Regions from separate parts of the Homo sapiens genome. Here region 1 is linked to region 2. Evidence: chromatin loops called from intact Hi-C (ENCODE). Cell type or tissue: Caco-2. All regions are shown on one strand. Links, peaks and the distances in the headings refer to the core of each region. The heading gives the core; the rest is flanking DNA. Region 1 has its middle 59 kb from the start of PPARG. Region 2 overlaps SYN2 (synapsin II).

What was found. Hi-C counts contacts between places; a loop is a spot of excess contacts. Peaks named below come from ENCODE experiments on the same cell type or tissue, not always from the same donor. Only the 100,000 strongest peaks of a DNase experiment are listed, where the experiment ranks them.
Region 1: it touches region 2 in a loop (2.2-fold over the local background); 6 of 110 quality-filtered maps call a loop at or near these places.

What each region holds. Positions count from the first base shown.
Region 1 is chr3:12,224,600-12,234,802 of GRCh38, forward strand. No RefSeq gene overlaps it. Among named protein-coding and RNA genes, the nearest start is that of PPARG, 59 kb to the right of the region's middle. RefSeq lists an enhancer at 1-164. In Caco-2, for the core only: no CTCF peak of the experiment used is centred there; a DNase peak (open chromatin) is centred at 5,956.
Region 2 is chr3:12,177,461-12,187,663 of GRCh38, forward strand. SYN2 (synapsin II) reads left to right here. Exons shown (of 13, transcript NM_133625.6): 11 at 5,852-5,912; 12 at 9,909-10,152. Among named protein-coding and RNA genes, the nearest start is that of TIMP4, 24 kb to the left of the region's middle. RefSeq lists enhancers at 691-1,890, 9,917-10,026. In Caco-2, for the core only: no CTCF peak of the experiment used is centred there; no DNase peak of the experiment used is centred there.

The sequences.
Region 1 (10,203 bases), core at 4,476-6,975, 48 kb after region 2:
TGCAAGCAGATCTCCATCTCAGAGTCTGTTCCTCAGGGAACCCACCCTAAGCACGGCAGCACAGTGAGTAAGGAGTTCCCAGGCTGACGTTAGCCAGCCAGTCCTTCACACTCCCATGATGTGAACATTTTGCTTTATGGTGGTACAGCAGGTCCCTGAATCACATAGTCAGTTCATTCTAAGTTTGATGAGAAAAAAACCTATCCCTGGCCGGGGCCACTGCCTGTGTGGAGTTCGCTCGTTCTTCCCATATCTGCAGGGGTTCTCTCAGGGCACTCCGCTTTCCTCCCACATTCCAGAGATTATGCACATTAGGTTCTTTGGCGTATCCCAGTGTGAGTAAGCGTGGGTGTGTGTGAGTGCGCCCTGCCATGGGATGTGAGTGTGGTTGGTGTGGGTGTGTGTGAGTGCGTCCTGGCTGGGGCTGGCTCCTGCCTTCTGAGCTGCCTGGCTGGACTTTGGCCACCTGAAACCCTGAATTGTTATAATTGGGTAACTCTTCTTATTTGTTTTTATTTATCTTTTTAAATGTATGTGTAGCTCACATTTATTTCAATGTTTACTGTTAGAAGTGTTTTGGTCTTTATTTAGAAGTTTGGTGGGTTTTGAGACCAGAAATATGCCATAGGAACTTAACTCTTGTTTACATTGGTCTATGGTAAAATTGGTTTCTTCAATGAAATCCCTATCAAAATACCAATGACATTCTTCACAAAAATGAAAAAAAAAATCCTAAAATTTATATGGAATCACAAGAGATCCCAAATAGCCAAAGCAATCCTAAGCAAAAAGAACAAAGCTGGAGATGTCACACTACCTGACTTCAAAATTTACTACAAAGCTATAGTGACCAAAACAGCATGATTTTGGCATAAAAACAGACACATAGACCAATGGAACAGAACAGAGAACTCAGATATAATTCCACACAATTACAGCCACCCCATCTTCAATAAAGATCCCAAGAACATACACTACGGAAAGGACAGTCTTTTTAATAAATGGTGCTGGGAAAACTGGATAGCTATAAACAGAAGAATGAAACAAGACCTCTATTCCTTACCATACACAAATATCAAATCAAAATGGCTTAAACACTTAACTCTAAGACCTGAAAAATGAAAGTACCAGAAGAAAACATGGGAAAATGCTCCAGGTCTGGGGAAAATTTTTTATATAAGACCTCAAAAGCACAGATAAATCAAAGCAAAAATAGACAAAGAGGATTACATCAAGCTAAAAAGCTTCTGCACAGCAAAGGAAACAATCAACAAAGTGAAAAGACAACTCGCAGAATGGGAGAAAATATTTGCAAACTATCCATCTGACAAGGGATTAATAACCAGAATATACAAGGAGCTCAAACTGCTCAATAGCAACAAATCAAATAATCTGATTAAGAAAGTGGGCAAAAGATCTGAACAGACATTTCTCAAAAGAAGACATACAAATGGCCAACAGGTACATGAAAAACTGCTCAACATCACTAACCATCAGAGAAATGCAAATCAAAACTACAATGAAATGTCATCTCACCCCAGTTCAAATAGCTTGTATTAAAAAGACAGGCAATGATAGACGGTAGTGAGGATGTGGAGGAAGGGGAACCTTCATACACTGCTAGTGGGAATGTAAGTTAGCATAACCATTATGGAGAAGTTTGAAGGTTCCTCAAAAAACTAAAAATAAAACTTCCATATGATCCAGCAACTACACTACTAGGTATATATTCGAAAGAAAGGAAATAAATATATTGAAGAGATACTTGCACTCCCATGTCTATTTCAGTGCTATTCACAATAGCCAAAATATGGAATCAACCTAAGTGCCCATCAATGGATGGATGAATAAAGAAAATGTAATATATATACACAATAGAATATTATTCAGCCATAAAAAAAGAATTAAATGCTGTCATTTGCAGCAATATGGATGGAACTGGAGGCCGTTATGTTAAATGAAATTAGTCAAGCACAGAAAGACAAACACTGAATGTTCTCACTCATATATGAAAGCTAAAAAGTAGCTCTCATGAAGGTAGAGAGTAGAATAGTGGTTACCAGAGGCCAGGAAGGGTAGGAGGAAGCAAGGCGGAATGGAAGGGAAAAAAGAAAATAAATGTATTTATTACCACTGAACTGTGCACTCAAAAATGGTAAAGATAGTAAACATATATATTTTTACCTCAATAAAAAATAAATAAAATTTTAAAAATTGGTTTTATTATACGTTGTTTTGCTTAAAGTTGCAATTTCCAAGAACCTATTGAAGACACTGAGTGAGGACCTCTGCCTTGATCTTCTTCTACTTCCACTTCTTGATTTCCGTATTTTCTAGAGAATTCCTTCGAGTGAAGATTTTATAGTTTACTAGTTGAGATCATGAAAATCAGGTTTCCAAACATAGATTATAGATTATAGACTATAGACTAACATTTACTGCATTATTATCATTATTATTATTTTGAGACAGGTCTCACTCTGTTGCCCAGGCTGGAGTGCAGTGGCACCATCTCAGCTCACCGCAGACTTGATCCCCTGGCTGAAGCGATCCTCCCACCTCAGCCTCCCAAGTAGCTAGGACTACAGGTGCACACCACCACACCCAGCTAATTTATTTTTGCATTTTTTGCAGAGGTGGGGTTTCTCCATGCAGGCTGTACTGCATGGCCTTTATTGAAGAGGTTTTATGTCTTTGCTTCTAGCCTATGAAGTGTCCGGAATTTTTCTTATAATTTTATTTTTTAAATGTTAGAAATGTTTATTTTGACTGTCTTCTGTTTTCTTTCTTCTTTTATACCAAAGTTTATGCTCCAAAAGAAAAAAATGTTTATGAACACACATTTTCCTGTCTTGGCCTTCTTCAGATTCCGTTGCTCTGATATTCTTGCTGCAAAAATTTAGACAAGTGTTGTATACCTTCATTCTTTGCTTTGACGTAAGGTCTCCATCCTAGTATTTTGACAGTTCGCTCTGATAATCTCTCTACTGCATTAGTTCCACCTGGAAGTTTCTAGTCCTAAAATACTGAAGTAGCCTGGTTAACCAAGTTACATTCAGGGATTAGAAAAAGCATTGGAAAAAACTTTAGTGTTCCAATGTAGTGCAAATGTTAATTTAGTTAAATCACTTATGAGCAAAAAAAGTATCACTGATCAAAACAAGCACACTCTAAACTAATGTAACTCATTTCACAGACTATCTGTCGTCGAAGGGATCTTAGAGATCACCTGATCTAAGTCCCTGATACCACAGATGAAGCCCGGAGAGGAGAAGTGAATTCCCCAGAGTCACAGAGCTGGGTAATAGTGACAAAAGCTGGAACTTGAAGCTAGGTCTCTTGATTCAGAAAGCTTGGTACTCTGCCACATAACCACTGAATTCCTTTTACTTTCTCTCCAAATCACTCCATGAACCAAGAGAATTTTCTTGACTCAGTACTTTGGTGACCACAGTTATTTTAACTTCATTGCTCTGTCAACCTCAAGTGGGTTTCTGGCATTCCCAGTTCCTAATTCGGTTATGCAATCCATCAGCAAAATTTGACCAACGCAATTTAGCTTGGGTGAGAAAATGTTTAGGCACTTTCATCAATAGTTTTTTTTTTTTTAAGCTTGATGAGACCATTTGATCTGCTGCAGGTGAACCCAATGTACTAAAATAATTGTTAGGACATGTGCACGTTCCTTTTATAAAATGCCTCACATAACATACATCTCTGTGTGAATTTTAGCCTCGCTTTGTGGTAGGATGAACCTCTTTTTCTGACCAAAAAGTACATGCAAATTGGTTCACTTCCCATAAACTTGGGTTCCATCTAAACAAATTGGTTAATTAAATAAGTAACAAATGAATATCCAATTATACAAATATTCATCAGGGAGGGCCATCAGGGTGAGCTTTCGACGTGAATAAGCGTCTTAGAATTACTCAAAAAAGATAAGAGTGGTGCCAAGCTGGGGGATTCTATTTCACAAATATTTCCCTTTCATATCTCTGGTCTTTGTCAATCTCTTTGGAGTCACCAAGGCAGACAAGCAATTGACAGTTTCTTGCAGTAAATTATTTTGCCTGGAAATCCTGCATAGCAGGTATTGCCTGACTTAGCTGGAAATGATAAACTAGCAATGTTGCTATTCGAGTTGGGAGGACCTGAAGGAGCATAAAGCTACCTGCTGTGTTTTCATATCTCCTAAAGGGAGTGATAAAGAACTTCAGTTTAATGGAGGGGGTTGGGGACGGGGTGAAGAGAGCAAGAAGAACCAGACTTCTCCAAAGCCTTCCCTTTGGGTTAAACTACCCAGAGAAAAAGCCAAACCCAGCCTTGATCACAACTCCATTCTGCAGCAACATCTCCAAAGATATCACAGATCTACAAAGATCTGAGTTATAAAAATCTTTCCCTGGCTTCTCCTGGAATGTTCTGAACTGGCTTCTTAAGAAGTGTTCTCCTGTGTCTGGTGTGGGTGAATCTGACGTGGCTTCTTGTATTTGCCAGAGGTGAATGGACTGTGCCAAAATGACCCACATCCTTCCCAGGGGTTTGGTGGGTGCTGATACCTAAGGTACTGCAGGTATTTTAGTGTCCTGCTGCCTGTCTGGAGCCAGGTGGCCTCATTTAAAAATTCTTGAGCCTCATTCTGCACTAGCCCCCACCACCACCATCACCGCCACTAACCTCCTGGCATTCTTCCCTAGGGCACTGGGATTCAGGCTGAGACCTGCTTTCTTACAGAGATGTTTCCTTCCTATCTGGCATATCCAGGTAGAAATCACGTTTCATAATGTTTTTCTCCTTTTGTTCTCAGATGTTCTAAGTCGGCTCCCTGCAGCACATGTCAACATTAGAACACCTGGGGCAGAGCTGGCTCCCAGAACAAAAGGACACTGCCAACAAGCTTGCTTAGTGTTTCTCTGCAGTGGAAATCTTGGGACTGCGGCCTGCTTAGAAATACCCGAGATAATGCAGGGGAGAAAAAAAGTGCAAGGCTTCCTATTAGAACAAGATAGAAAACCACATAGATCGTTTTAAGGAAGCTGAGCTTTTGACTGGACATGAGGGGAAATGGCGTAGGGAAGGTGGCCTGTCACTGCCCCGCTTTTGTTGAGTGTACTTTGGGCTTTATTTCGTTGGTCACGATTGCAGCAGGTTCTGCTGCTGACCTTCTATCAAGATGGTCCCTGGGTAATGTGGGGTCCAGCATCAGCTCTTGAGGAAAGTGGAAAGGCTGCTGAGTGTATGCGCCACAAGAAGCCCCTCCCTCAGCTCTGTCTCTCAATCACTAAGAATGTTGATTCACTAAAGTCCAAACTTGCGCTGGCGCCATCTTGGCCTCTCATGCCCTCCCTGGTCTCTCTCCGTCACCTCCATAAAAAGCTACAAGTGAGTCAGCTGCAACGGGAAAAAGGAAAGAGGTGTGTTTCTGGCTCCCATACATATGACTCTGAGCAGAGAACAACTGCAAACAAAGCCTTAAACCTGAAACTCTAAAGGGCAGGGTGTGGGAAGGTTTGCGGCCCGGTGCGGGCAAGGTTGAAGTGGCATGTTCAGCAGGTTGGACATGTGTACTTTCCTTCCATTTAATAATTAGAAAGGAATGAACTCTCCCCACTGAACTGCGGCCCAGCTCTGGTGCTCCTCGTGGAAAATACCACTTAAGACAACACCAAGCTTCAAAGCCCTTGCATTTCCTGGCCAAGGATAAAGGGTTCCCTCTTTCCCTGCAGTGAGTCCTACCCCTCTGAACCCAGCGCCAGTTACTCATGTTCTAGAATGTTTATTAATTAAGTTTGGCTTCTCTGGTTGATTTTGCAGAAAGATTTTTTTTTTCACACTTTGAAATCAAGCATCTGCACATGGGTTGGTTGGCAGTCTGTTTGCAGACAAGGATGCAGAAAGAAAAGTCCTTGGACTCCATGCCGTGTTGTGTGGCTGCAGAACGCTGCCTCTAGTGCCATTCCTCAAGGTCTGCATAACTAGAAGAAGTTATCTGTGTTGTTAACAGGAGACAATATCACCCTGTCGTACCTCTGTGGAATGTTGCTAGGTAAGAAATGAGAATTGTTCATCCAGGCCTGCAGAGGCCTCTCATGAAGGACCGGCAGATATTTTGCAGGAATCCTGGATTGTTTCCCTTGATATGAGGCTTAAACATCTAGAAAAACATTATGAAATGTGATTTCAATCCACCTGGCAGTAAGGGACCCTGTGGTGTTAGGTTTTTAAAAACTCACACACACTTATAACCATGGAGACAAGTTTTAGCCTGTACCTTGGAGCCCCTAGTTAAATCCCAGGAGACAACGCAACAGAGAATGTGTAGGGTGGGATTCAGTGGACTCGAGTCAGACCACCCAGGTTCCAATCCCAGCTCCTTCACTTATTAATGCTAAGTAGGAGACAGCGACAAATTACTGAACCTCTTTGTGCTGTGGTTTCCTCATCCTTAAAAGGGGAACAATAGTAGTCCCTACCTCGCAGAGTTGCTACGAGGATTAAATTATATTTGTAAAGTGCTTAGAAGTGTGTCTGACACATAGTAAGCTCTATATAAGTGTTTGCTAAATAAATAAAGGTGTATGTTGCAATTGTATTAGTTTGTGAGGGCTTCTATAAGAAAGTACCACAGGCTGGGTGGCTAAAACAACAACAATTGATTGTCTCACAGTTCTCGAGGCTGGAAGTTCGAGATCAGGGTGTTGGCAGGGTTGGTTTCTCCTGCAGTCTCTCTCCTTGGCTTGTAGACGGCCACCTTCTCCCTGTGTCCTCACGTGGTCTTCCCTCTGTAGCTGTCTGTGTCCAAATTTCCTGTTCATAGAAGGACACCAGTAATATCAGATTAGGCCCTGCCGGAATGACCTCATTTTAATTTAATCACTCCTCTAAAGGCCCTATCTCCAAATACAGCCACATTCCGAAGTACTAGGGGGTAGGACTTCGACATAGGCATTTTGGGGGGTGGGTAATGCAATTCAGCCCATAGCAACACTTTTAACATGAGCTCCTCTGGCTCCAGGGGGACTGTGTGCAGCTGAGATAGACATGTGTAATGGCAACTACCAAACCACATGCAAGGAGGCTCTTCGATCTGTGTGAATCATCTTTCAGCCCTGGTATGTTCATCCATCAAACTCTTATTTTATACTATACTCACAGGCTGGGCCTCTTCTGGGGACTTTAGGAGCACATTTCTTTAATTGGTCAAGTCTTTCATTTTCAAGCTCTATTGGATTCTCCCTAGTCCCGGCGTCCTTTTGCTAAAATCTGTCTTTGATAGACTTTGAGTATGTTGCTCATCAATCAATCCTTCATCTTTCCAGAGTGTCTTGATTCTTTAAGACTGCTTGCACACAGACTCAACCTGTTCTGTTTTTTAACTAATTTGATAGTTTTGTTTCTAATTCTTCATGGCGTGCCTTAATGGGTGGGACAGAATGCTCTGTATCTCACCACGCATGCAAGAGTGTTAGCTTATGAACAACTGGCTTGTTCTGATGGGGAAGGAAGCCCAAAGAAATACCATAGGAGTCATTAATTTTAGAAGTAGTAATGAAGATAAAATCCAAGTGTAAGTTTGAATAAAAAAAGGAAATTTAAAAATCAAGAATCCCCCCAAACCTGAAGACACAGTGGATTAGGCTTTGAGCTTCAGAAGAGCAGTTTACTCTTGGTTGTCTAGTACTCTTGTTTTTTTTTTTCTTTAATTCTCCATGGTGACTAATGTAATTTTGAACATATATAAGTGCTCAATGAATATTTGTGCATTAAAAGCATTTGATTGAGGCTAAAGTTTAAAAGAGACTATCTTAGGGCTTATCTGCAGAAAATTTATTAAATTCATTAATATGTAAAAGTACAAGTAAATGACTCAAAGGGGGTTTGAAAATATAAATGACTCAAAAGAGACTCAGAAGTAGAGGGCGTTTCTCATATAGGACCATTTACTCAAAGGGAAAAATATCAAAAATATTCTCATACAAAGAGGAACAATCTACTTAATTTGAGATAACAGTTTAACTCTCCTGCTTTAAACTTAAGAAGAGAAACAAGAAATCATAGATGATAGAAGAAGGACATTTGCCTAGTTCATTTAAACCAAATCCCTCAACAGAGGCTCGGAGAGATGAATTAACTTGTCCAAGATCATACTGGATACCAAGCTGCTAACCTGATTCCCATATCCTATGCTTCCTCCTTTCTCCTGGTGATCTGGTGATTTATTTAGTACATAAATAATTTTTAATAGGCTTCAGTTTCAGAAAGCATGCACAGTAGTCAAGAAATGGGTGCAACCCACCTGTTCATTGACAGATGAGTGGATAAAGCAAGATGTGGTCTCTCTTACAGTGGGATGTTACTCAGCCTTAAAAAGGAGTGAGTGTCTGACACATGCTACACTATTGATAGTCCTGTGTCAAATGGAATAAACCTGTCATGAAGGAACAAATACTGTAGGAATCCACTTATATGAGGTTTCTTATGTAGTCACATTCGTAGAAACAGAAAGTAAATGGTGGCTGCCAGGGGCTGGACGAGTGAGAAATAGGGAGTTGTTTAATGGGAGCAGAGTTTCAGTTTTGCAAGATGAAAAGAGTTTTGCGTGGTCACACAACAGTATGAATATACTTAACATTACTGGACTGGATTCTTAGAAATGGCTAAGAGGGTAAGTTTTATGTTAGGTAGTTTTTTGCCACAATTAAAACAAACAAACAAACAAACAAATAAATAATAAATAACGGCTGGGTGCAGTGGCTCACACCTATAATCCTTCAGAGGCCAAGGTGGGAGGATCACTTGAGCCCAGTAGTTTTGAGACCAGCCTGGAGTTTGAGACCAGCCTGGACAACATAGAGAGACCCTGTCTCTACAAAAAATTAGAAAATTAGCCAGGCGTGGTGATGTGTGCCTGTAGTCCCAGCTACTCAGGAGACTGAGATGGGAGGATCCATTGAGCCCAGGAATTTGAGGCTACAGTGAGCTGTCATCACACCACTGCCCTCTAGCATGGGCAACAGAGTGAGACCCTATCTCTAAAATAAATAAATAAGAGAGAGAGAGAAAGAGAGAGAGAGAGAGAGAGATAGGGAAAGTATGGGAGACAAAACACACACACACACACACACACACACACACAAAATGATGAGAGGAAAAAAGGGGCAGAATACCAAAGAGAGAGAGGGAAAAGCAAAGATGCATCCAGCTTTTTGCAGCCACGGAGCTCCCATCGCTGCCCCCTCCCCACATCCAGACTTCTGCTCTGATTCTCACTTCCACTCACCACACGTACCCATCTGTTCACCAAAATCACACTGCTGTTCACACCAGAAGTCCCTCCTCTACGATCAGATTCCTAATCCCAATTTCTACTCACACACCTCGTGGGAGGCCAACACCTTCTTCTGGTTCTTCATTCTCTTCCTCCCCAGGGCTGACCATCACCAAAGCCAAACAGCTCTGCCATACTTTCTACTCTCTAGGTAGCCAAGGAGCAGAACTAAACACAAGTGTGAAGATGAAATTTATTTCAGGATCCCTTGTGCAGCTCCTGGGCAGGCAAGGGGTTCTCACTGTGCTCAGCCCACAGGCTCTCCATCTTCTCAGGCCAGCTGCCCTTTCTTTGCACAGCCTTCTCTACTTAGTTCCTGCACCATCTCCTTCCCTCCCTCCATCTCCAAGCACCCTACCCCGCAATCACATCACCACCTCTCCTACACACGATTCTAATTGGCTCTCAGGCGATGGTCATGCTAAAAATAGAATTAGACTACAGAAATGATACCGGAGCAATATGGAAAGATGATGACTTATTTTCATGTGTTAATCTCTCAGGGACTATTTGCATTGTAGTGGGTGATACAACTCACATGACCATCTCCTGAATGGGAAAATGTTAGCCATCAGAGGCGGGTCTTTGGGAGAACCATCTTAGGATGGTGAGACCTTTGAGGTACTCACCCAAAAGCCATGTAGCTCTGCCTCCTTTTCCCTCTTTTCTGCTCCCTGAGCCTGGTATGTGTTGGTGGCTTGTCCACCTAATCACCCTGAACTCCTGAGAAGTCTGCCCCTGTCTCTGTGACAGTGTCACCTTAGAGGGAAACAAAATTTGAAGTGTTGTGCTTGGCTCCATAGGCAGAGATTCCAAAGTCCCTACTTTCGAGTAGCTAATAATCCACATCTACTGCCTCAGTTGGGTGGCCAATT
Region 2 (10,203 bases), core at 4,063-6,562:
AAGCCTAAGAAGGGGTTTCTTCACTCTGAGAAGTGGAGTCTAAAGGGCTGTCCAGTTAGGGAGGGGTCTCTGATCCCCGGCATGGGACTAACAGGGCTTCACTTGAGCTCAGAAGAGGTAAATTTAGGACAAATGAAAGGCCTTCCTGCTTCCCACAGCAGGAATGGCTTTAGCAAATTTCTTCCCCAGTGAGTATAAGCTGAGAATGTGAGGAGATTTGGGGCAGGTTCAGATAAAGCCACTAGTGACTAGATCCCTTAACAGACTATTAAGAGAAACTAACTATTCTGGGACTGTCTTAACTTTTCAGGGACATCTTTAATCATTTGAAGCTGACATTCTGACCTTGAGTGACCTGCCCCTCAGTGCCCCCAGAAGACTCAGGGACTGCCCCCATGGGATATTTCTTGGGTTCTAGGTTATGGGAGGGCCCCACTCCAGGAGATGAGCTCTGCAAGCAGAGAAGCAACTCCCCCCAGGAGGGAAGGAGAAGCGGCTCATCCCTGGGCACCTTTTAGAACCTTTTGGAGGAAGGAAGGTGGGCGCTGGTGACTGCAGGGGCAAGCCCAGAAAGATCCCAAGGTGCCTCAAAACATGCGGTCCCCTTTGCACCGACTAAACCTACAACCTCCTGACCACATTCTTTCCCGCTGCCTCATTCTCCCTGGGGTCCTAGACCAGGGAGCGGGGCCTGGGGGAGCTGATCAGAATAGTTCTGTGGCGTGTCCGGCAAGGAGCTTGGCCTGGCCTCTTTCCTGGGGCCAGACCCTGGGACCCTTTCCCAATTTCCTGTCTCAGATATGCTGAGCAAGCACAGGCCTTCCTCCTTGGTTGGGGCAGCTGGTCTCAGGCCAACAGCTCACAAGTGTTGAGTCACTCAATGTCTTTCCTTCCTCAGCTTTCCATCCTGCTGGGACTTCAGGAGCTCCTTTCTCCAGCTTGTCTGCCGAAAGCCACAGGATGGCATTTTAAAGTTACCTTTGACAAAAACCCACAAACCCTCATCCATGGGCTTGGTTTCTGTCACAGGCCAGTGATTTCCTTTCCAATCATCTCAAGAGCTAATATTTACCATTTCTGCAAGGACCTTGCTGGAACTAAGCAATATACAGAAGGCATGGTATAACCCAGACCAGAATTCCCTGCACATGAAACTGCTATGCATCAGGTGACAGGAAACCACACAACAATATCTTCTCCACTGATGCACGAAATTCTAACATTAGACCTCCCTTCCTTTGGATTGATATTTATTTTTTAAATAGTAGTAGGATGCTCACTTACATTGCCTAACACTTTACAGTTTACAAAGCACACTCTTTAGTTTAAGCCTAACAATCCTTATTTAAGATGTCTTGGGCTGGCAAATGTATCTTTGTTTCACATATCAGCAAAGAGAAGGCAACTGCCTTGCCCAAGGTCACACAGCTGCTAAGCAGGAGAGCTGGATCTTCTGGGCCCCAATTCAGGGAGTTCTCCACAATACTGTGCACCATGCCCTTTTGGTGCTCCCACATCAGCAGAGGCGAAGGTAAGAATGGAATGAGCTGGGCATTTGTGACTCTATATCTCTACGTAAGGAAAATCCTTGCATTCCTCCCTTAACAAGTGGTGGACCTACCAACCTGGAGGAGTCTTGAGCTTCACCAGCTCTCTCCTTCCTCCCTGGCTTCTCTGATCACTAAGCCCAGTAGATTCAGCGTAGCAGGATACCAGCCCAATTAGCTTTGATGGAAGCGGCACACTCTCCTTGCCAAGCTCCTGAAAGCCTATACCTGCAAGACATCTCTGCACAGGTCCAATAACCCTAGGGGTCTTGCTGAGTTTAAGACTCTGTAGCTGGTCCAGGCTGGTCTGGAACTCTGTAGCTAAGAAGGGATTGTCTCAGTTCTCACACACCGGAAGAACTGAAAGAAAAAAAAAAAAAAAAAAAAAAAGCATAAACGAATTCATGGAAGCCTAGAGCCAGAAGGGCCTGTAGAAGTCATGTGCCTGCAGCTACATGAGCCCCCCTAACCAAAGTTTGTCCAAGCACTGCTGAAATACCTCTCATGCCAGGAAGCTCACTACTACCCAAGCCAGCCCTTGACACTATTCAGATTTATATTTGACTAATTTCAATCTTCTACTAAGCCCTAGGTGCTTCCATGGTTACCTCATTTATACCATTTGGGAAACTGTGACTCAGGATAAGTAACTTGCCCAAAGTCACATGTGTAAAGTTGTCATTTCGAGACTTCTAACCATCCTATTTGCTCCATGTACCCATGTTTTTCTGCTAGCATCACCCTTAAGAGGTGGCCAGAACTGGTTGCAGTGCTCTCTCATGAGGCTTGATCAGCCAAAAGAACAGTGGTCCTATCACTTCCCCTTGTCAAGACATAGACATACCTCCAGCTGCATCCAATTTTTGGCAGCATCATTACAGACTGACACCCTTTGAGCCTGTCGTCACTCTGTAAACCCAAAGTTGGTTGGGGTTTATTATTTATTTATATATTTTTTTGAGACGGGGTCTCACTCTGTTGCCTAGGCTGGAATGCAGTGGCGTGATCCTGGCTCACTGCAGCATCCACCTCCCAGGCTCAAGCTATCCTCTTGCCACAGCCCTCTGGGTAGCTGGGACTATAAGCACATGCCACCATGCCCACCTAATTTTTGTATTTTTTGTAGAGACAGCGTTTCATCATGTTATCCAGGCTGGTCTCAAACTCCTGGGCTCAAGTGATCCACGCACCTCGGCCTCCCACAGTGTTGGGATTACAGGCGTGAGCCGCACCCAGCTGGGTTTTTTTTTTTTTATGCTACTATAAGGTCATTTATTCCCCTTCCGTTTTGTGTACAGCTAGGCACAAGCACTGCACTTCACATTCTTACCTGTTTGAATCAATCCAACTTCCTGAGGAAAGCTCTGCCTCTCAGTCTGGCCATGAGTTCCTGCTGTGGGCTGGCTCCAGGCCAGCCTTTGGCAGTGACGCCAGAGTGGCCAGACTTCTGTGGAATTCGGCATCCCAGGATGCTCTGGGTGACTGGAAACAGATCCCATGGTAGCCAAGCCCCACAGGGAATAGGCCCGGAGCCCCTAGTAGACAGCAGGCTTGTAGGTGGAGCCAGGGTGTCTCAGCCTGGCAAGGGACAGTCCTTGGGAATTCTCCTCCCCGCCTCCCGTAGCCCCTGAGAAGTCTTCCATACACAATCTCAGTGGAGCCGGGGCCAAGAGAAGCTTCCTAGGCGCCATCAAGGGTGGCCAAAGCATATTCCCAGGCTGCAGCCCAAAGGACTGCCTCCGGGAGCTCTTCCTCTCAAGCCTGGAAAAGGGCACTTCTGGGCTTAGTTCATCCGTGGGTGTCTTACATGTATATTCCTATGGCTGAGGAAAGACAAGGCCAGCCTACATGGTGTGATCACCCCTGTGAGCTCATCCTGTGTCTGGAGTTCTACCATTAAAGCTTAATCTATGGGATTTAAAACGTTTTCTTGGAATCATAGTTTCACTGGATTGGAAGGAACCTTAGCATTCATCCAGTCAATCTCATGTTTAAAAAAGGAATATTATCTATGATGTCTTTGTCAGGTCATTCACTACCCACTATGTGAACACATACGTCTACCTCCCAAAACAGCCTATCTCACTATTTTTACAAAAGAAAGTTCTACTTGTAGGTGAAAGTCTGCCCAGAGCTTTTGTGCCCACTGGCCCTGGTTCTGCTCTTATGCCACATAGTCTTCTGTAACCCTCTCTGGGAATACCAATTCTCTGGGAGGAGAACATCGTAAGCTGCTCTTGGCCAACATTTGAGATGATGCATTGGGACCCTTCAGTGGTACTGGGCATGAGGCCCTGGGGGAGAGACCAGCGAGAGCCAGTCCGGTAGCTTCACAAACTGGGACTTTTTCTGTCCTTCACCTAAGTATCTGTCTCTGACCATGAGAGGCTGTGGTGTTGAAGGCATGGGCCAGACTAGAGAATGAACAGTAGAGGATCAGGCCTGGACTGAGCAGCTGTTTATGACATAAAGGAGGGAGAAGGCTAGAAAGGGCAAGCCCAGCCATGCTGAAGCAACCAGGAGTGCTGATGATACCTCATACGGTACTGTGAGGTACAGGGAGATAGTGCACAATAGTGCATCCATGTTACTTGGAACACAGTAAGCACGCCATAAATGTCAGCTCTAGGTGATTTAGAGAAGTTAAGAGACACAACTAGAAAAAAGGTTTAGGAGGTTAATAGGTAGCCCCAGAGAAGATAGATTGGAAAGAAAAAGATGAAAGAATTAGGAGACTATTCTAGCAAGAAATGATAAAGGCCTGACCAAAGTTAGTCCAGGGAAGATGGTGACTCAGATACCAGGAGGGAAAAGTGGAGGAGTCCTGAAGGCTGATGGGATGGAGTGGTTTCCAGCTGGCTTCCCGGGTATGGGTATTGCAGTGTCAGGCTCAGACTGTGCCTTATGGATCCCAAGAAGGTCCCCAGAGGAAGGGAAAGGAAGTAGTGTTCTCACTGTGACTTGTGGGGGTTGAGGGTTATGGTAGAATGGGCACTCTGATGTGGTGGCACTGAGGACATTTCAAAGGCCCCCCTCCCAGCTGCTCTCCCAAATCCTCTCAGTAGAACAGTTCCGAGTAATGAGGTTAAAAGACTGTGATACTGAGAAGGTAACACTTCCTGGCAGTGGAGCTGAAAACAGGCCATAATGGGCAGGGAGATAAATGGCCAGAATGGGATGTCCAAGGGAAATGGGGAGCAGGAGGAGAAGCAGCTTTATGTGGGAGTAGGGCTGAGGGGCACATCAAGAGGGGAGAGGAGCACTGATGGTGAAGCGAGTGCTCACTGAGGACATGCTTGTTTTTAGCCACCGCCTTGCCTTGGAAGCCCCTCATTGACATCACCGTTGGCACACTTGGCAGACTTTAGGCTTCACAGAACATTTCCCTTGTGCTGAACTCAGACTCCAAACGTTCACTGCCTCTAATACAAGCATTAGACAAACTAAGTCGCACAGGTCTTTAATCCCGTCAGGGCATAATCAGAATCACGGCTGGGAGAGGGAGCATGGGATCGGAGCCATGCTGTTGGGTTAAGTGTAGTCATGCTGTTTGGGAGGGAAAAGCAGCCTGGCCTTGAGCGCTGTTACAAACATTAATGTCTTACTCTTTCCCTCTAAGGTAAGGAGGGTTCTGAGAAACAAATGACGACCCCTTTCTTTAAGTCCCTCCCTTTGGGAGTTCCCAGCCGAGTCCAAAGAGTGGATCTGATCTCCTGAGTCAGGCCTAGAACTGATCCCACTCCGGAGTTAACTCCAGATGAGAAGTGAGCCAAGCCTAGGCTAGTCACTAGGTCCGGCTGGGCGCAGGCATGCGCACACATACACTCCTCCCCTGCCCTCCTGCTCACCTGCCCCTAGAGCCACCTATAGTCCAACCCTGTCTCTGGGGTTTGGCGTTGGCCCTCCCTTTCCTTTAGACAGCCAGGCCTGTACGTAGAAGTGGGAGCTGGACTTGGACAGGCATCAGAAAACCAGAAAAGAAACCAGGTGGTGCTAGAGGACGCAAAGCTTCTAGAAAGAATGAGTCTAAATGGAGGAAAATGAAAAAGGGGTTGAAGAGGTCTCAGGCATTGTTACCAGAGTGGCTCCAAGCCCCAGACTGCCCACACTGCCCCAACAACACCCGAGGCTGAGGGTCCCCTTTAAAGTGTTTCTGGAGCAGCAGAAGCCTATGGCCAGATCCCACTGGATCCCACCAGGTCCCACCGGATTCCACTGCGGCCTTGCCATGGAGCCACGTGGTTTCTCTTTGGAATTCAGTGGCTTGGAGTTTTGTTTTTATCTCTTACATTTTTGTCTTCCAGAGCGGAACACTTAAGGATCCGGACTCAAGCAAGACCCCACCTCAGCGGCCACCCCCTCAAGGTTGTTTACAGTATATTCTCGACTGTAATGGCATTGCAGTAGGGCCAAAACAAGTCCAAGCTTCTTAAAATGATTGGTGGTTAATTTTTCAAAGCAGAAATTTTAAGCCAAAAACAAACGAAAGGAAAGCGGGGAGGGGAAAACAGACCCTCCCACTGGTGCCGTTGCTGCGTTCTTTCAATGCTGACTGGACTGTGTTTTTCCTATGCAGTGTCAGCTCCTCTGTCTGGTTGTTTACCTGTTCCTGTTCGTGCTTGTAATGCTCACTTATGTTTTCTCTGTATAACTTGTGATTCCAGGGCTGTTTGTCAACAGTATACAAAAGAATTGTGCCTCTCCCAAGTCCAGTGTGACTTTATCTTCTGGGTGGTTTGATAGTGTTTTTAAAAGTAATATATAATGTGGGGTGAAATGGGAGTAGGGGGGTGGACAGGGGAGAAACGAAAACCACAAAAAGAAAACCCAACTCCTCTCCTCCCCCCAAGCTCAGTTAAATCCCCCACCTCCAACTTTCCCTCCACCAGTGTGCTTGGGATCTTCAATGAACTGTGCTTTTCGCTTTCTTTCTGCATGACTATTGTAACTAGATAGAACATTAAGAGATTTTCAAGATCAAACTTCCATAGCTTCATCCACTGAATTTGAAGGCATCCACCTTTTTCTCCATTTGCTAAAATTTGGTGCAGTTTGAGTTTATGTGAATAGGCTGGCTGTGCCTGTAGAGCTCTTGTGTTTTTAGTGATGACATGAAATACAAAGAACAAGCTATTTCCAGGAATGTGTTCTGTATTTTACATCCCAGTGTACCCTTTATTTTATTATTAACTAATTAACTATGAGATTTTTAAAAAATGGGGCCGCTGATGTGCAATATCAAAGTGAACTTGTGAGTATTTTGTGTGTGTTGATCTCAGTTGTTTCTTCATTGTTGCTGTTTCTGGATCCAGCCATGTGTGCGCTTGTGTGGACCTGAGGCTGCTTTCTGTTCCCAAAGCTTGACCTGTGTACAGAGATAATTCCTTGGCAATGTTGGACATAGAATGCAGGGAGCTACTGAAGGTCTGTCAGGGATTTGTCCATTCTGCTCTTGGCCTCTCCTGAGGCCTCATAATGGGAGACCAAATCAAAAATGTCCCATGTCACTTGAGTGGGTACACTGCCTACAGAACCTTGAGGTTGACTCCTGCTTCAGTTCTCAGCTGTTTACCACAGCCCTCCAGGGTCCAAAGATTGAGGAGCTTTCTCTTTCCTGGGAGGAACTGTCTCAGATTTAGCTTGTGTGTGTTTTGGACAGAGGCTCCACAGCGGTGGCTCTTGAGGAATCCTCACCAGTTTGTTCTCTTCCCTCTGACAAGCAGCACCTGAGCAGATGCTGAGGCAGTTCATTAAACCAGGCCTCAGCTTCAGTGCCTCATCTTGCCATCTCCCGGCCAGGCTGGGAACGGGCACCAAGCAGCCGCCTCTAACAAACACCATGGTCCGTGGAAGTTCATGCCAGCAGCTTGCCTTTGAGAAGAAATGCTGCTGGCTCTATTTTTACATTCCCTTCCACCTCTATACTGTCATGTCACCGTTCTGAACTCCCAGATCTGAGAAGGAACTAGTGTTGGTGGTATGTAACAAGAGTTACGTATCCAGGGGCTTGTGCCTTGGTTTCTCCTTTGATTGCTGGTAAATTCTGAGGCCACAGAGAAATGCATTGAGTGTGAATGTTGTCATCTGTAATCCCTCCCTCAGCTGATAATGGTAGTTGATCTGTTGTAAATATATACATATATGCATATTTGCACTTCCAGATGGGTTGCATAAGAATCAGGTCCTTAAATACCTCCCAATCTGATGAAACGATAGAATAAAGTAACATTTCCCAGAATGGAGGAATACATTATTTTATCGTATATTTTTGTCCAAGCGATGAGCTGACGGTGGTATTGCTTCTCTGCATGTTATCAGTGTGTACATCTGGTGCTTTTCATGTGTCATTTGTGAGCCACAAATGCAAAGTTGCCATTTGAATTCAGTCAGGCTACAGGGTGGTGTCAGTCAAGGTCTTTCAGGTGGGGGAGAAATTGGTTAGGGCTCCCACTGCCAAATGCAAGCAGATAGCATAACCTGACTGTTATGTGCCCTCAGGCAGCATGCTTAGGGACAACTCTGTGGCCTGGGGGACATCTGTGTCACAGTATAGGATTGCCATTCAGGTGTTTTGTACCTATTTCTTTCCTGACGTTGTCCCCTTTTTTTGTACTGATCCAACTGGGAGAACCTCAGCCAATGCTGGAAGTATGATTGAAGTACCTCTCTTTTGTGACTCTTGTACAGCTTAATGTGCAATAAAGGAAAAGTTATATCTGTCTTCAGTGTTAAGTTGTAACGTTTCTGGCTATCCAAGTATCTGCACAAATGGGAAAGCACTCAGGTTTCTGGTGCAAGAGACTGAGCTATTAACCTGTATTACCTTACAGGAGAATGCTAATGCAAATGATGCCAAACTTTGGAAGTGGCAAAAGCTGGTTAATGTGAAATAATCTGCTAATCTATCATCTTCACTAGTTATTTGATTTGAATTTGGAGCTTCTTAAACCTGCAGAATTCCATTGATTTATGTATGTGTTTATTTCTCTGTAACTAACTCTGGTATTATTTGGTTAGATGATAAAGGGTATTCTGTGCCCTATAGTGGGGAACTGAGCGGATAGTCATGGGTGCACAGTGGCATAGACATACAGTTCTGCCTCTCCAGAGGGTGCAGATGTTCTGGTGTTTCTTAAAAACTAAGTGATAATACAACTAGCTGGTGCTGAGTTTCTGTAAGTCCACTCCCTCCAGCAGGCCCGTGGATGTGGACTGTGGGATTGAGGCTGAGAGACTGGACCTCCCAGGGCAGTCGTGCATCATTTCCACTAGTCAGTAGGTGCTAATGGGGATGGCTTTTGATTTCTAAGCGTTGGGACCCTCCTCAGCAAACTCTAGGCAATCTGGTACCACCTTAATGCCTGTCAACTCCCAGAGGAAGGAGGACCTTTTTCCTCTCCAGGCCACCAGATGGTTTAGTGTTTCATGCTGGGAGGAGGGTGTGCTGTTCCTTTTTAGGGGGGCTTTCATTTGCCAAATGGCACCCACAACATCCCCAGGGGAGAGTGGGGTTTGGATGTCTTGAGAATTCTACCACACATGGCTGAGAGGTTCATCCTGCTAGAACCCCTTGAGGATATTACTGAGAGGCAAAACAGTGCCTAGGAAGAATGGATTTCTCCTGGTTGTGGGCATGAGTTAATGCTAAAATGAAGCCCTGGTGGGGCATGGTGGGCCTGGCAATCAGACCCACGCAGGCTTGGAGCAGGACCAAGGGCAGCTCCATAAAACAGCATATGTCAGTGACCATCGAGGTGATCATAAGGTACGGAATACTTTTTGAAGAACTTGCTCAACCCTATTATCTTTGAAACACTACCCCTTAAAAGACAACTAAGACCAGGGCTTACACTTTTTAAAGTTTTATGTTTGGGAAAACCAAGGCCCAGGGAAGTTTGGTGACTTGCTCAGGGAGTCACTGGTAGACTATTTCTGAGATCCAGTGCTCTCTCCACCACACTCTCCTGCATCTGCCATGTGGAACTTGAGACTTCCCAATAAACCCTGGAGCAGGGTGGTCTGTGCCTGAGACACCTCTAGAGAGGAGGGGAGAGGACCCTGCATTCTAGGGCCCTCTGTGAGAGAGTGCGCCTCTGACGGGGCCGCTCGTCCCTGGTTCCTCCTTGTCCTGCTGACTGCTGCTGTGGCTGAGTTGCTCCGTTTCTGAGGAGAAGCACTTAGTGGCTATATACAAGGATAGCTAACCAAGGACCCCCTTTAGGGCCCTTCAGAGACTCCAGCTTCTTGGAATAGAGCTTATCCTTTGGGTAATTAACTAACCACACCCTTTGAGGCATAAATTCTAATAAGGAAACATTTTTATATGGTTAAATTATGAAGTTTTTCTTGTACTGAACCTAGGGGGCCCTGGGCAACCCCAAGGAATGCAGCCCCCAGGCAAGGTGCTGCCTCCACGCCGGCTCCCCCCTGGACCATCACTGCCACCTTCCTCCTCTTCCTCCTCTTCTTCCTCCTCCTCGGCTCCTCAGCGGCCGGGCGGCCCCACCACCCACGGAGATGCACCCTCCAGCAGCAGCTCCCTGGCAGAGGCCCAGCCACCCCTGGCTGCTCCACCACAGAAGCCCCAGCCTCACCCACAGCTCAAGTAAGAGACAACTCAGCAGCTCCTCCCTCCCCTCCTCCTACCCTTCCTGTG